2 separate regions of the Homo sapiens genome follow, and region 1 is linked to region 2. The links are chromatin loops, found by intact Hi-C in ENCODE. Cell type or tissue: CD4-positive, alpha-beta T cell. All regions are shown on one strand. Links, peaks and the distances in the headings refer to the core of each region. The heading gives the core; the rest is flanking DNA.

Region 1 (8,346 bases), core at 260-8,259, 1.3 Mb before region 2:
GTTTCCAATAAGATCTCTGCCCTTTTAACATGACTTCAAATGGGACCCACTGTATAATATATCTCAGCATTTTCAGGTACTATCAAAGGAAATTTTTACATTTTACGTTAATCTATATTAGATTTAATATAACCTAATTAGCATTTTTTAATATTGTTTGCTAAATTTTATCTTGTATTTTATTAAAACTCTTAGTCCTTTTTAAAATTAACTCCTCCCTAGTTTGGAAGAGAAATGAATGAAAGAAATAGAATAGTTTTCAAAGTGATCAGTAAATATAAGTGAGGTTTGTATTCCTTTTTATCCTTCTAGACAGTGAACTGAACATATTTGGAAGCTCAGTGGAAAGAGAAAGTTTCCTGAAACAAACAAGGTTTAGGAACCCTCTATAATCCCTCTCCATCTTGGAATCCAAATGACAAAGATCAAAGCTAGCATTTGGAAAAAGAAATAAAATGTACTCCTCTTACATATGAGAAGGGGAAAGAACTGATATAGAGACAGAAGTGTATTCAAGCCGGAGCGCGTTTATTTGTGAGTGGATTATTTTGGATGGTAGTGTATACAAAGTCAGCAACCTTTATTGCATGGATTTAAAAAAAAAAAAAACACCCACTGATATATTTGTTAAACTATACAATTCCTGTATGTGTAACAACCTTTTTAAAACTATTCATACAGTTGTTGGAATTTACTAAACTTTGTAACTAAGCCTGATTTAGTGTAGTCTCTGTTATAAAATGATCACCTTAATTATGCAAATGCTTTTTTCCAGCAATTGTAAGTACTTACCCAAAGCATTTTTTTTTTTTTTTTTTTTTCAGACGGAGTCTCATTCTTTCGCCCAGGCTGGAGTGCAGTGGCGCGATCTCTACTCACTGCAAGCTCCACCTCCCGGGTTCACGCCATTGTCCTGCCTCAGCCTCCCGAGTAGCTGGGACTACAGGCACCAGCCCCCAGGCCCAGCTAATTTCTTTCTTTTTTTTTTTTTTTTTTGTATTTTTAGTGGAGACAGAGTATCACCGTGTTAGCCAGGATGGTCTCGATCTCCTGACCTCGTGATCCACCTGCCTCAGCCTCCCAAAGTGCTGGGATTACAGGCGTGAGCCACCACGCCCAGCCAACCCAAAGCATTTTTTAAAGGTACATTCCACTTTCTAAAAAAATAATCACAGTGGCAGCTCCTTATCAAGCATACAACTTAGTTTACATATATAATTCATATATCACAAAATGTGTACATGAAAACACGTATTTTCTTTTTATTTTCGGAGATGGGGTCTCACTATGTTGCCCAGCCTGGCCTCAAACTCCTGGATTCAGGCAATCCTTCTGCCTCAGCCTCCTGAGTAGCTACTGGCATGAGCCACTGCACCCAGATTGAAAATACTTTTTTCTGTGCGCGCGCGTGCACACACACACACACACACACACACACACACACACAGCTTAAGGCTTATTGACTATTCACATTTTGCCTAATTGCTCTCCAAAGTCATTCTAATAATTTAAGCTCTGTAGGTGTTCTCATTTTCCCACATTGTCAAGACTTGGTGTTAGCAGACTTAGTATTTTTTATCTGAGTAGTGAAATTATACGTTGTGATTATTTTAATCTTAATTGATTTAGTTACTGTTAAGGTTGGTAATATATTTTATCTTTCTGTCCATCTGATTTTCTCCTCTCTGAATTTCCTGTTTATATTCTCCTCATATTTTCTATGAGTTGTTCAACCCTAGCGATTTGTAGAAGTTCTGTGTCTATTCTGGATATTAATTCTTTCTTATTTTATATGGGATGCAAATATCACATCAGTCCACAGATTTTCATTTTGTTTAAGTTAACTGCTTTTCTATGAATGGTTTTAATTAGGCAGCAGCAATCTTCATTACATTTTTCTTTTAGTTTGTATTTTTATAAGAAATTGTTTTGTACTCTGAAGACTTAATCATATTTGTCTATGGTTCTTCTAACTACTTTAAAAATTTTGGTTTTTGTTTAGGTATTTTGTCCATTTGAAATTAATTTTCTGAATAGCATGTGATTTAGTTATGTGGTTTTATCTTTCTCGTGATTAACTGACGTATCATTCATTGAATCTATTCTCCACTTATTTGTAATATCACCTCTGCCATGTATCATGTTCACATATGCACATGAGTTAGTTTCAAGGCTCTGTTTTACTAAGTTTTTGTCTATGCCTATGCCAATATCATATTACCTTAATTACTATTGTTTTATAGTAGATTGATAAAGATATTGCCTATAGTTTGTGCCCAAAGTTTTAAAGTTATTCTTTTGATAGTTAAATCATTCATCTTCCTGGAATTGAACATTGAGTTTTGTTTATAGAATAAGAAGACTTTTTTAATATCTTAAAACAAAGTTTCATAATTTTTGTAATATATATTTACAGACACATATATATGTATATGTATATGTATGTATGTACATACGAATATAAGACTTGTTCCTAAGGTTTTTCTGCTCATAAATAAATACACAGGGAAAAGGGAAAGCTCTTTCCAATAAGAGAATGATATTATCATTCTATGAAGCTGTATCAGCTTTTTGTCAGTTAAAATTTGCTTATTGTATTTTTTCTTCTTATCATCATCAGCACTTTATATTACATAACTGGATGAGACTTTTTCCCTTCCACCTGACATTCACTTTTTAAAATAAAATATCCATTATGTTCACAATTATGATTATTGATAAATTTGGAAAAAATCCCACCATGTGATTTTATGCTTTCTAATTAATAAGCTTTTTTATTAATGCACAAATCTTTTTTAATCTTCTACTCCATCACGACTTTCCATTTAATTAATAAAGTATTCTTACATCCTTTTACTCTACTTGTATTTTTAATTTTTAGACATTTCCCTATATTTTTAACATGCACACTTGACTCAACGAAGCAAAGGTTTGAGCAATGCTATTTCTCTTCTCCTGAATAACACAAAGGCCCTAAGTGCCCTATTCACAATAAACCACCCATTTTACACTTTAATATTTTATAGTATTGGTTGTTATTGCTTTAGATAATCAATATCTATTTATATAAATCTCAAGTTTCATCAGTTTTATTACTCACGAAGGCTTTTCATATCCTGCTCCTTCTTTCTAGGAGTTTTCTCCCTCCTGAGGTATACCTTTTAGTTTTACTTCTAATAAATGTTGGAGAGTAGTATGTTCTCTTTTTCCCAGATTCAAAATAATTTTATTTTGCTCTTACTCTTGAATAATAGTTCAGATTGGCTGAGTATGCTAAGAGTTGTTTCCCTTTTTAGCACTTGGAAAATCCGATTATTATTAAAATTTTTCAGTGTTGTTTTGCTGCTGAGAATTCTGCTGCTATTCTAATTGTCATCCCTTTGTAGTTTATCTCTCTTTCTTCTGTTCCCTTTAAAAACCTATTTGTTTTTAATGTTCTGCAAACATGTATGTCACAGATGGGGATTTACTTATATCTATCCAATACTAGTCTTATTGTCCTTTTTGAATCGATGACTGATGAATCCAATGTCTTTAGTAAATTTTGGAAAGTTAACAGTCATTTTCAAATATTGTCTCTTCCCTTTTATTGCTGTTTTTTCTGTTCTCTGATACTAGCAGTATTACGTGTACTATCTTTTTTGTACCACTAGTATCAGTATTATTTTATCCCCCTTTTCTTCTATACTCCCTTTTAAACTTTCCCTTTATCTCTCTTTGCTACAATGTCAGTTGCCTTCTCAAATCACTCATTCGTTTTCCTAATTCATTCTTCAGATGGTTCTGATCCCTTGTTAAGCATTTTCATTAGTATTTCTATGTCACTGAGTAACATGTTTTATTTCTAGAAGTTCTGTTTCCTCTCTCCACCCAAATCTTTTTCATAATGTCTCCATTTTTTTAAGGAAATCTTTTATATCTATCCTAAATTATGTAAGACATTTCCAGAACAATTTTACTTTGCTTCTGCCGGGCATCACTATCCAGAGACCATTTCTTGAGTATTTTTGTACATGTTTTAATTTGGAACCATGTGGTAGTGTAAAATCAAAGAATGTGGGGGTATAAATTCTCATTGGAGAACTTTTTCCGTCACCATAATCTGTTATAATTTTCCTTTTTAGTACACTGGCCATATATTTTCTAGCCCTCCTTTTCAGTGTCTTTGCAGCCGCTTGATGCTCTGAATTTTATGCAGTTTTCAGTTACATTTTCTTATGCCGCGGCAACTCCTTGGCTGAGTATGAAAATCCAAGGCTCTTTCTCATTGAAAACGCTGCATATCCCTACCCCACCACCAGGCGGCAGCATTAACATCAGCTCAAGTGCTTGTATTTGGATTGCAGTTTCTTCAAAATTTGGAATGAGGATATTTTGCTTTCCATAGCTCAGGTATATGATTAAAATAAATCAAATATATATTTCATTCACTTTACATATTTAAATTGAGATAAATATATCTTATGTAAGCCTGCTGTTTTTGTTTTTTATTGCTTGTTTTGTATTAGTTTTTCCCAGGGATTTTCCCTATTTAGGTGTTGTGCTCATGGGTGCTACACACATATGCACATCCAGCTCACTAGAAATTCATTTCGGATGAATACATGTGTCAGAAATTGACCTCAGAAAGGGGACACACACCTCCTGTTCCAGAGAGGCAGAAAGAGGCTTTTTACCTTCAACAATTGGCATGAATAACAAGGGTGTATTATGGTTACCTTCAGAACAGAGAATCAGTCAATCAGCCCACACATTTATTGAGTGTTCAACTTCAAATAAATCCCAACTTTAGAAACAGTGTTCATGAATTCCTAATACATCACTCTTCTTGTAATTTGTATATAAATTTATAGGCTAAAAGATTTTTTACAAATGATATTTTCTCATGAATATGGTCATTGTTTTTCCCTTAATGTGTCTGAACTTATATGGTGTTTATCAAAGAGATCACATTCACAGTAATATGTTTTTGATTTTTAAACTCTTATTTGTAAATGGAAAATCAGAAAATATTTAGCCTAAAGCACAGTCTTTTGGTGGTAAGTTGTATTATTTTATCTTAATCCAGAAAAATATAAAGCCCAGTATGCAGCATAGGTTATACTGAAAATATAAATAGCTTTTAGAATAACTGCTAACAAGCAAATTAGCTACAGAATGGAATGGCAGCAGATCAATAATGACAGTAAAACTACAGAGTTCTTGCTGATCTCATATTTTCTGTGAATGCAAACTGTAAAAGAGGTCCCCAAAGGCCTCCAACAATAACCTACAAAGAATGAGACACAAAGGGTATTGAGCATAAAGATAGTTCAATTTCCCAAGACGGCCAGCTCTTGTCACATCAAACCACCTATTAGTCACAAACTCATACAACTAAGAATTCTCTGGCCTCCTGAGATTGCCTGTCATCTTGAAGGAGATAATACCAATGAAAGGCACCAGCTTCTTCTGTAACATGTTTAGTTTAGTGTTTTCAATACATCAAGCTATTTATGATGTTGCTATCACATATAAATAAGGCTCTATATTTTTAGATTGGAAAATGACACTAAGGTACTGGTAAATGGAAAAGAAAAGGTAAACAAAATAAATGTGAAAATAATGTAACATGCCAAAGCCAAAAAGCATCCTTATATTATTTCATATATCTTTATATTATTTAGAATTACCTCCAAAAGGTATTAATCAAAAAATAAGATAAAATCTGTCAGAAATTTAAAAGTTTAGAATGTATAAAGTAACTAAAAAGTAGTCTAATCCTCTTGTTTAACAGCATAATACATGAGGTTCCTGTAGTCCCAGCTACTTGGGAGGCTGAGGCAGGAGAATCGCTTGAACTCAGGAGGCGGAGGTTGTGGTGAGCCAAGATCACGCCACTGCACTCCAGCCTGGGCGACAGAGCGAGACTCCATCTCAAAAAAAAAAAAAAAAAAAAGAGGCTCAATGAATTTCGGTAAGATAGATATGGATACATAGCAGGTTAATAGTAATAGAGGGATAGAACTCTCAAGTCAATGTTTGAATACCTTTTAGAACTATTTAATGTATACATAATACTAAAACATTTATAATAAATATTTCTGATAAATCATTACACATGTACAGGCGATATGATGCAATAGGTAAAGCAACAAACTTGTTTGTGAATCATCATCTTTCCAGAGAGTATTGAGTAGCTATGACGTGCCAGGTTGTGAACTAATGCTGGAGTTCTAAACATGATACCTTTCCTCAAGAATTACCTTAATGGGAGAATGCAAATAGGTGTTTCACCTTGGAAAATAATTGCTGAGTTTGGTAACGGCAGAATGAACAAGGTACTACGAGAGTGCAGAGGAGGGACGTGTAAATTGCACATTGAAAGGATTCTAGAAGGACTTCTTAGAGAAGAAAATGCTTGAGTTAAGATTGAAAAATTACAAGACAGAGCTAGGTGGAAAGTAAAGGGGCTAACAGTACTCTAACAAGAGACAACCGAAGTGAAAAGAGAGACACTGGAGAAGCTGGGTAGGGCATGGTGGCCGGAGAGGTTACAGAAGAAAAGGCCTCGTGCACTAGGCTTAGTATGTTCAGGATTTTTCTCTGTGATGTGAAAATAACTTAAGATATTTAGTGAAAAGATCACTGGGTAAGAAGCATGGAAAGTAGACTGAAGGACAGGGAAACTAGAAGCTGAGAGAAACTGTAAAAGGTTAATGAAAGAAGCCTGAGGCACTGGCAATGAGTAGGATGAAAAGAAAGGAATGGATTAAAAAGGAGATATGCAGAAAGTGCGGTCTAAGAACTTGGTTGCTAATGAGGTATGAGCAAGATGTCTACAATGCTACCCAGATTTCTTTCTTGGTGTCTCAATACGTAAGGAAATACAACTTTAAAGATGGTTTAACAGGGGAAACAAAGGGAAATTTAAAATTAATTATGGTTGTATTGCATTTGAGATGGCAATAGGACATCTAAGTGGAAATGTTTAGTAGCCAACGGCATACAGAATTTAGATACCAAAGATTTGGAAGTCCTCAGTGCATAGGAGGAGTCGAGGTAATATATCTAAGTTAAGAGAGCATACAAGGTTAACAAAGTGAAGGTTCAAGAAGGAATCTTTAGGGTATTCAAACTCTTAGGGGAAAGTAGAGAAAAGAGGACTCAGAATGGTGAAGTGACTAGAAAAGCAAGAGGAAGATAAAAAAAAAGATTCGTATTTTAGAAGCCAAAGCAGACGAGAATTTTTCAAAGGAGGAAGCAGTCACTGACCTCAATGCTGTAGAAAGGTCAAGTAAGAGAATATAAAAATATTCAATAAATTATTTTAATTAGAAAGCCATTGACTTAGGAAGAATTTTAGTATAGTCTTTAGATGAAGATGATTAAATTAAGGAATAAATAGGAAATGAAGAATTGGAGATAACATGTATAGATTTCATTTCCAGGAGGCTTATGTGTGAGTTAGTATTCTAATAATAATTATAATACAGTTAAGCCTTTTGAGTGCTTACCATGTGCCAGGCTCTGGACTAAGTGCTCTGTAGTAACTAAGCCATTGAATCATTACAAATCTATATAATAAATATTATCATCACTTTACAATGATAAAACTGATAAAGTAATAAAGGCCTTTAAAGATTAAGTAATTTGTCTGAAATCCCACAGTTAATAAGTCAGATGTTCTCATCTACTATTCTGATGCCCACAAACAGACAGAGAAATTTAGAGCTAGAAGTAGAGAGAAATAACAGATTGAGGCAAGACATTTTTCTTTAATACGTGAGAGAAGAGACTGATCACCATTATATTAATGAAAAGGACCAGGGCCAATAGAAAAGGTTAAAAATAGGAGAGGATTTTGAGGGAAGATTAGTGGTTACAGGGTCTATTATATGGGTGGAGAGGCTACCTTTATACTGTACAAGAAATCAAATTTCATTTTCTGTGGCAGAAGGACTAAAAGAGATATGCAATTATAATTAATTAACAACTTAAAACTTCCATTTTCTTTAAAAAGGTGGGGGTTGGCAATAATTGCTCTACAAATTTTATTTTGATTTAATGAGTAAAAATAAGAAACATTGAAGCCTTTACTTTTAAATTTTTAATTTGTGTAGATACATAGTAGGTGTCTATATTTATGGGTTACATGAGATATTTTGATACAGGCATGCAATGCATAATAGTCACATCAGGGTAAACATGGTATCTATCACCTCAAGCATTTATCCTTTGTGTTTCAAACAATCCAATTATATTATTTTACTTATTTTTAAGTGAACAATTAAATTATTATTTATTATAGTCACTCCATTGTGCTAGCAATTACTAGGTGTTACTTATTCTTTCTAACTGTCTTTT
Region 2 (8,346 bases), core at 231-8,230:
CCACTGCAATCTCTCACTCATAAAGAAATTAGAGGCAAAGACAGAAGGAGTGGATGACCCAAGATAAGAAAATCTCATAGTGGCTAAGCCAGGAAATACACTAGGTATCTTGCTTCCAAATCCAGTTTTTTAGAGTACTGTCTTGTTTGACATTCAACGCTAAGTCTATACACGGCGTCATTCACTAGGGGTGGGGGTGGGGAGATTTAGCATGGAGATGGATCCCCATCCTCAAAGCAGTAGCCCCTAGAGCAGTGCATCTGTGAGACTCCACAATAACGCCACTGTCCTGGGGCAGATAGGCAGCTTAATTGCCTCTAGGAATGCAACCCTCTGTCAAAAGCCCTACCTGGACGTTCCAGGAAGAGTGATAAGGATAGGAGGGGCTGCTGTGAATCTGGCATCACAGACAGTACCAAGAGATGGTGTGGGTTATTATGTGTTTTAATCAAAGGCTTCAAGGAAAAAAATTGAAACAAGTGGCTAATATAAACAATTCCAAAGTTGCAAAGGTACAACGTTATAATTTGTACCAGTCAGAATGGCTATTAATAAAAAGTCAAGAAAAAAAAGATGCTCATGAAATTTTGGAGAAAAGGAAACACTTATACACTGTTGGAGAGAGAGGAAATTATTTCAATCATTATGGAAAGCGGTACGGTGATGCTTCAAAGAGTTAACTGCAGAACTACCATTTGACCCAGCAATTCCATTACTGGGTATATACCCAGAGGAATATAAATCATTCTACCATAAAGACACATGGATGTCAATGATCACAGCAGCACTGTTCGCAATGGCAAAGACACGGAATCAACCTAAATGCCCATCAATGACAGACTGGATAAAGAAAATATGGCACATACACACCATGGAATACTATGCAACCATAAAAAGGAATGAGATCATGTCTTTTGTAGGAACATGGATGGAGCTGGAGGCTATTATTCTTAGCAAACTAACACAGGAACAGAAAACCAAATATCACATATTCTAACTTCTAAGTGGGAGCTAAATGATGGGAACTCAGGAACACAAAGAAAGGAACAACAGACACTGGGGGCTACCTGAGGGTGGAGGGTGGGAGGAGGAACAGGAGCAGAAAACATAACCGTTGGGTACTGGGCTTAATACCTGGGTGATGAAATAATCTGTACAACAAACCCCAGTGACACAAGTTTACCTGTGTAACAAACCTTTACATATACCCCTGAACCTAAAATAAAAGTTAAAAAAAAACCCACAAAAAAACAAAGTTATACTTTGTGATGAAATACTTCCTGTTGATTTTCTTACAAGGGAGTCCTTCCAAGAAATCACATGTTTTAAACTAATAAGATTAGAATACTTGAAAAATTTATTTAGTTTCACAAACATTAGTCTTTTTTGTTTTGTTTTGTTTTTGAGACAGAATCTCGCTTTGTCACCCAGGCTGGAGAGCAGTGGTGCAATCACGGCTTACTGTAATCACTGCCTCCCTGGCTCAAGCGATCCTCCCACCTTAGCCTCCCAAGTAGGTGGTACTATAGCTGTGTGCCACCATGCCTGGGTAATTTTTTGTAATTTTAGTAGAGGCAGGGTTTTGCCATGGTGCCCAGGTTGGTTTGAACTCCTGGGCTCAAGCAATCTGCCTGTCTTGGCCTCCCAAAATGCTGGGATTATAGACACGAGCCACCACACCCAGCACACAAACAATTAATCCTTTGAGAGACACAGAAGACAAACGGTATCAAACAAGCTAGACAAGACAGGCAAGGAATGGTATAAGGGAGGAAATAACTGATTTTAACCCTTTAAAGAAAAACAGTTAGCATGTCTAACTTAAAAACTCAATGTTAGAGCTGTATTTGTTGGTACAGTTGAGTATGACATGGCAACATTTAGACTAGCAGTTTTAATTTGATCTTGTCAGAATTGATCTATAGTGCAAACGTAGTTATGCACATAGCTGAAACTTTGCGGAGAGGTAAGCAGGTACACTGATCAGAATTGTTAGGTAAATAACCATAGATTCACTCAGGAAGAATTGTACAACTCTGGATGCATTTCAGTGAAGAGAAAAAGAAAGGGTTCTGATGAGCTTTCTTTTTGAAGGAATAGTCCTTTCACTTCTGATTTTTGGAGTATGAGAGTCTGAGGTTGAAGATACTCTTATATGTATGTAAAGTCTATAGTCATCTTTCAGCTGAGCTGGTCTTTGAATTCCAAGTTTAAAAAGCCAGCAATTTGCCGTTAGCTTTCAATCCAGATCTCTGAAAAATGCCAACAGAACATAAGACATACTATATCATAACACAACAAATAGGAAAAAACACTTAATAATTATGGCACGCATGAACTTAAGTTTCTAGTTTCCATTTTTTTTTCCTGCCCTTTGGCAATGATCCAATGGGATGAACCATTGATCATTCAATATTCTTTCTACACATATCCAAGATATTGATTACACACCAGGCTAAAAATTACAATGTTATTGATGGACTACTGAATTAAAATGTCAAGTTTGTGCCTAAGAATCTTGTCTCTCAAGAGGTGGTAGAAAAGGGCTTAGAGCATATGACTCTTTTGGGGGAAGGTTACAGTTCATAAAAAATCAAAATAACAGATAGCATTTATTAATTCCTATATGCCAGACTTACACTAAAGCCTTTACTTAGGTTAACCCAATTAATCTCACAATAACCCTTGAGATAAGTACTATTCTTGTTCCTACTTTATAGTAAAGGAAATTAATGAATACAGAGGTTAGGACACATGTCTGGTGTTATTTAGACACTAACTTGGATTTGAACCTGTATAATCTGATTCCAGAGCCTGTGCTCTTAACCACTACACTAGGCTATAGCAGGATCTCTGATAAGTACATCTTGGCTGATATGTTGAATTTTCCAGAACACAAGACAGTTGCCACTTGAGTGGTTGTGTAGTACCCATAAATGTGGTTAAATTTTTATCTACAGATGGTGGCAGATATTTTGTACATCTCAGAGAATTGGGACCTATTAGTCAAGTGGGTCTTAGGTCCTCCAGCCATGAAATGATAAGATTGAACTAGATAATTCCATAAAGTCCCCTTCAGCCCTAAAGTTTTATGACTCACTGATTTTGTACAACACAAACTATAACCGTACATAAAATGCTTTTCAATATTGATGATAATAGAGGAAGCTGTCCTACTTTCTAAGAAAACAGAAAATGAGCAGTGTGATGCCTGTGCCTGCACCCTAATGTAGTGTTAGTTTTAAAGAATTAAATGTATAAATGTTATTGTCTACAGTTTTTAATTGTTAACTTGAAATTATTAAAAGCACAAAATCTGAGGACCAGAAATTTCCTTCCAAATTAGGGAAGATATTGATTTTCTTTTATGACAGTTAATATTTTGTGGAAAATCAACTCAATGGAAGGCAGCAATGAAAAATTATAGTTATGCAGGCTATGGGGGGAGCATATAATATTAAACAAAGAGAGTGGAACGCAAAACCATATTGTGATTGATAAATAACACATATACTATGAAGGTGTATGGACAATGACTGGAATGGAACAAGGAAAACGTAAAAGCACTGATGTTTCAGAGCAATGAAATCCTGAGCTAACAGTAAAAATTGTACTGTTATTTCACCTTTTTTTTTTTTTTTTTTTTGACACGGAGTCTCGCTCTATCGCCCATGCTGGAGTGGAGTGGCATGATCTTGGCTCACTGCAACCCCTGCCTCCCAAGTTCAAGTAATTCTCATGCCTCAGCCTCCCGAGTAGCTGAGATTACTGGTGTGCATCACTACGCCTGTTACTTTTTGCCTTTTTAGTGGAGACGGGGTTTCACCATGTTGGCCAGGCTGGTCTCGAACTTCTGACCTCAAGTGATCTGCCTGCCTCGGCCTCCCAAAGTGCTGGGATTGCAGGCATGGGTCACTGCACCCAGCCTATTTCACGTTTTAAATGTAGTATGTAGAGGTACTATTTCATACATCTCATCTCAAGGAGACAGGCATTCCCCTGGGAGGTCTTAGAAAGAGGTTTCCAGTACCAAAGGAAAGACAGGGTCACCTGTAGTAGTGGGCCCCCCACAGGCTCAGGAGGAGCAGCATGACAAGCACCACCACGCAGACAGCCACCACGATGACCTTCTGCTGCTGCCCGTGGCCAGCGTGGCGCAGTTCCCACCACTTCAGGTCTCGGTACTGACATCGCTCCCCGATGTAGCCAACAACACAGCTGTGACAACACACAAACAGAGGTCATCAGAGATGCCTGGCCAAAAACGCTGATAGTTTTGACACTCAGTATTCAGCTGTCTCTCAACCTCTGCATTTCCAGACTCAGCTCTTTAGAAACATATAGAAAATCCATCAGGGGTCAGTTGAAAGCGCTATGATTTACAAGTTAATGCAGCATGGACTTCTCCCTTTCGTCTGTTTGCTCTGGGATTTATGGGGGATTATTTGCATACTGCCTCTATAAGGCATTACAGGACATTGATTAAAGATCAGTTTCTGTTAGGCTAAAATCCTGAGGAGCCACCTTTTAAAACCAACACAAAGCAACTCTGCCCTAAGAGCCAAGGGAGTTTTGGAAACAAATGTTTGGCCAGATTGCAATGAGTATAGGTGAAAGGAAAGGAGAATTTGAAGGCAGAGTTCCTCACTTGAAACCAGGCTATAAAAGAAGAATGTGTACAGTTTCTAAACAGAACACATAACCTAGTCTGCAGAGAAAACTTTTTTCCTTTAAAAAAAAAAATCACTACTAGTGCAAGGGAAGACCCAGTACAACATACATACAGGCATTTGCCTATTTTCTTCAATGAGAGAAAAAGCTATATGGAGGAAAAAGGGACGTTCACCTACAAACACCCTGCTGTCCCATTAGTGAAACTGTCACTAGAGTGAACTGCTGAACTTTTTTGAAGTAAATGAAGCAATGCTGCCATCTACTGGGAATGTGCATTTCTAGAAACAATTAAGATCTCAGGTAAACATCTGTATTCTATTATCCTTTGCAAAAGCATCAACTTTGAAAAACATCCTATTAAACACTCTGTAATGCCCACTTATTAAAAATTCCTCCCTTTGGTCCCTGGATCAACTATTTATTCATCCATGTCCCCACTTTATTCCAAAAGGACTTAACGGAATAAAAATACAGAGAACTGACACCAGTGCCCATAGTGAGAAGAGGCAGCATGGAAAAAACACTGGACAAAGCTCCAGAAGATCTGGGCTCTAGGCCTGTCTCTACCTTTAGCTGGTCAGAGGGACTGGGCAACTCACTCACAGAGGAAGGAGGGAAATGGATTAGTACTTGTTAACCATCTTGTGTGTTTGACATCCTGCTAGGCACTTTTACTTATTTTATTTTTGGTGGCATATTCCTGTATTATGGATAAGGAAACTGAGGCTCAAGGAGTTTGTACAACGTCACACAGCTATGAGTGACAGGTTTGACTCCAATGGTTCTCTGATTTCAAAGCCTATGTTCTTTCCACTATACCATGCTGCTTCCAAAAAGAGTTTTATGCTCTATTCACCTCTGAAAAGCTATCTTCTGGAACTAACCATGCAAGAGATATCAGGATCTGAGTGCAAAAGCATAAAGGACCATCATTCTTGCAGGCTTTCTTGGATGCTGTTTTAATTCTAGCTATCTTTGGTTACAGCCATTTACTATCAATGCCTAGCAGCACCACTTTTAAACTGTTGGATGTTAATGGGCCACACCTCTGATCCTTTCAGAAAGTCTGGGGTCTTGAGGAATATGTCAGTCCCTTAGCCAAGAGTCCTGGAGATCCAAGTCAGCTGCAATAGTAGAGCCTCACTGAGTCTTATAAGGCCCAGAATAGTCATTCAGCATTTTCCAGGGTGGGAGGAGGACACAGGATACTAGTTCTTTGGTTATGAATTAGTTCTTCTGTTAAACCAAACAAAAGATTCTGTGGCCAAATAAGTTTGCCTTTCCATAGCCAAATAATTTTGAGACATTCTAGACTCAATACAGATAAACAAGGCTTATTTTATTTTATTTTATTTTTTTATGGACAGGGTCTCACTCTGTCTCCCAGGCTGGAGTGCAGTGGTGCCATCACAACTCATTGCAATCTCAGCTTCCTGGGCTCAAGCGATTCTCCCACCTCAGCCTCCCAAGTAGCTGGAAATACAGATGTGTACCACCATACCTGGCTAACTTTGGGAGGCCCAGGCGGGCGGATCACGAGGTCAGGAGATGGAGACCATCCTGGCTAACACGGTGAAACCCCATCTCTACTAAAAATATAAAAAATGGTGGCAGGTGCCTGTAGTCCCAGCTAGTCTGGAGGCTGAGGCAGGAGAATGGCGTGAATCCGGGAGGCGGAGCTTGCAGTGAGCTGAGATTGCGCCACTGCACTCCAGCCTGGGCGACAGAGCGAGACTCCATCACAAAAAAAAAGAAAAAAAAAATTTGGTAGAGATGGAGTCTCACCATGTTACCCGGGCTGGTAAACAAGACTTTTTAATGTGTTGTGGTATATACTATGAATCAAGAATTGAGGGCTAGACAGAAGATTAGAAATTATGGTTTGGGAGTTACGCAGCTGGAGGCTACAAGATTCTGAACCTCCCTATACTGCTCCTAAGATCAATGCTTGAGATATTCTGTAGACCCTGCACTTGATGGATCAGCTGACACCACCCGGATCAATTAACTGGCTCATCTGAAGTTATGGCCCCCACCCAGGAACTGACTCAGCGCAAGAAGACAGCTTCAACTCTCTGTGATTTCATCCCTGACCCATCAGCACTCCTGGCTCACTGGCTTCCCCTAACCCACCAAGCTGTCCTTAAAAACTCTGCTCCCCGAATGCTCAGGGAAACCAATTTGAGTAATAATAAGACGATGGTCTCCTGAAAAAAAAAAATTGAGGGTAGAGTATGATGCATCTCTCAACGTGATTTGACCATACAGCCTGTTTTTAAAAAGCATTTCACAGGACTGATGTTGGGGGGTCTTGGTCTAAAGAAGACCTGTTCAGAAGGGTGTTTGGCTGAAAGACAGAATGAACGAGGACCTCCTCTGAGCCCAGAAGGTTTGGAGCCTCCTGAGCATCTCCAAACCAGGAAATCTTCGAGGAATACCTTGGGCATGGAGACTCCCAACTCTCACTTCCTCTGCATCACCCCGGGGGCACCCTGTGGTTTCTTGTGGCTGAGGGGAACTTCCAGTTCCTCTAAGAAAGGAAGAAAGAGCTGGCTCTTCCAAAACCTGCTTACAGCATGAAGAGCACTCTGTACAGAATGACACCTGCCTAGGAAGTGTTTCTAATAAAAGTTGGATGGGTAAAGCACTTCCTAGAGACTTGTTATTAAGGAATTAATAAAAGATAAGGTGAGGTCATCAGGGCAGGAGGAGGCAAGGGTTGAATAGTTAATTAAACCACATTTTTATTAAATATACAATTTAAAAACAAGGTTATGATCCAGATTACTGTGAACTCTGGTAATATTTTAAATATTGCTTTAGGTTCAAGGTCCTTCAATTTGAGTCTTATCTCCAGTTTGTCATTTGTAGCAACTCATGTTTAAAACATTATCAGAGAAATATGATATTTTCATCAGGATTTAATGACAGAAAGAAAAGCAGTGTGTTAAAGAGTTCATCAATCATTTAATAAATGGATGTTATCAGATCCAAATGAAAACATTGTTCTAAATGCAGTATGTAACCCTGTAGTACCCTTTATATTATTATAATGATTTTTATAGTCTAAAGTATCATGGAGGAAAACAACCATGACCTAATACATTCGGACATTTATTTTTGTAATTTCATTATTTGGGATGATCAGAAACAATGAACAGGCAAAACCAATTAGATTCTTAACATTAAAACTAGCAATAACTATTGCAAATACCCAATTTATCATAGGTTAGGAAATTATAGCATGTAAATATGAATATGAAAACAGAATTCTATAAGGACTGAGTCATTTTTACTAGTATTCATGAGCAATTTTTCACTATTTTTGTCATGCGGACATGATTTCTAGTGCAAGGCCATACACTTTGTCACAGAATATAGCTTACTCTTCCACAAATTTAGTTATTCTGTTCATTATTACTGATGAAATAAGAGAAGACTTTAAGGTTATAGTAGCTATTTGTGAGGATCAGACTATTTCATCACCCCTCCCTCAGGCACAGAGAAAATTATCAATGGATCAGGAGCCTGACCCTGGGAGACGTATTAGTTTTTTGGTATCTATCAGTTTCCTCCTATTGCCTTGAAAATATGAAATGAATTAAAAGTAAAATTTGAGGCAGAACTGGCTATTGTGGGTTTGGGTTTTGTTAAAGGGTCCACAGGAAAGGT

What was found. Hi-C counts contacts between places; a loop is a spot of excess contacts. Peaks named below come from ENCODE experiments on the same cell type or tissue, not always from the same donor. Only the 100,000 strongest peaks of a DNase experiment are listed, where the experiment ranks them.
Region 1: it touches region 2 in a loop (23-fold over the local background); 8 of 110 quality-filtered maps call a loop at or near these places.

Annotation. Positions count from the first base shown.
Region 1 is chr4:111,279,203-111,287,548 of GRCh38, reverse strand. No RefSeq gene overlaps it. Among named protein-coding and RNA genes, the nearest start is that of MIR297, 420 kb to the right of the region's middle. In CD4-positive, alpha-beta T cell, for the core only: a CTCF peak has its summit at 4,287 (motif pointing right); a DNase peak (open chromatin) is centred at 4,298.
Region 2 is chr4:109,995,551-110,003,896 of GRCh38, reverse strand. It overlaps EGF (epidermal growth factor), which reads right to left. Exons shown (of 24, transcript NM_001963.6): 21 at 4,051-4,218. Among named protein-coding and RNA genes, the nearest start is that of EGF, 87 kb to the right of the region's middle. In CD4-positive, alpha-beta T cell, for the core only: CTCF peaks have their summits at 4,730 and 4,933 (motif pointing left); a DNase peak (open chromatin) is centred at 4,906; H3K27me3 peaks cover 590 bases.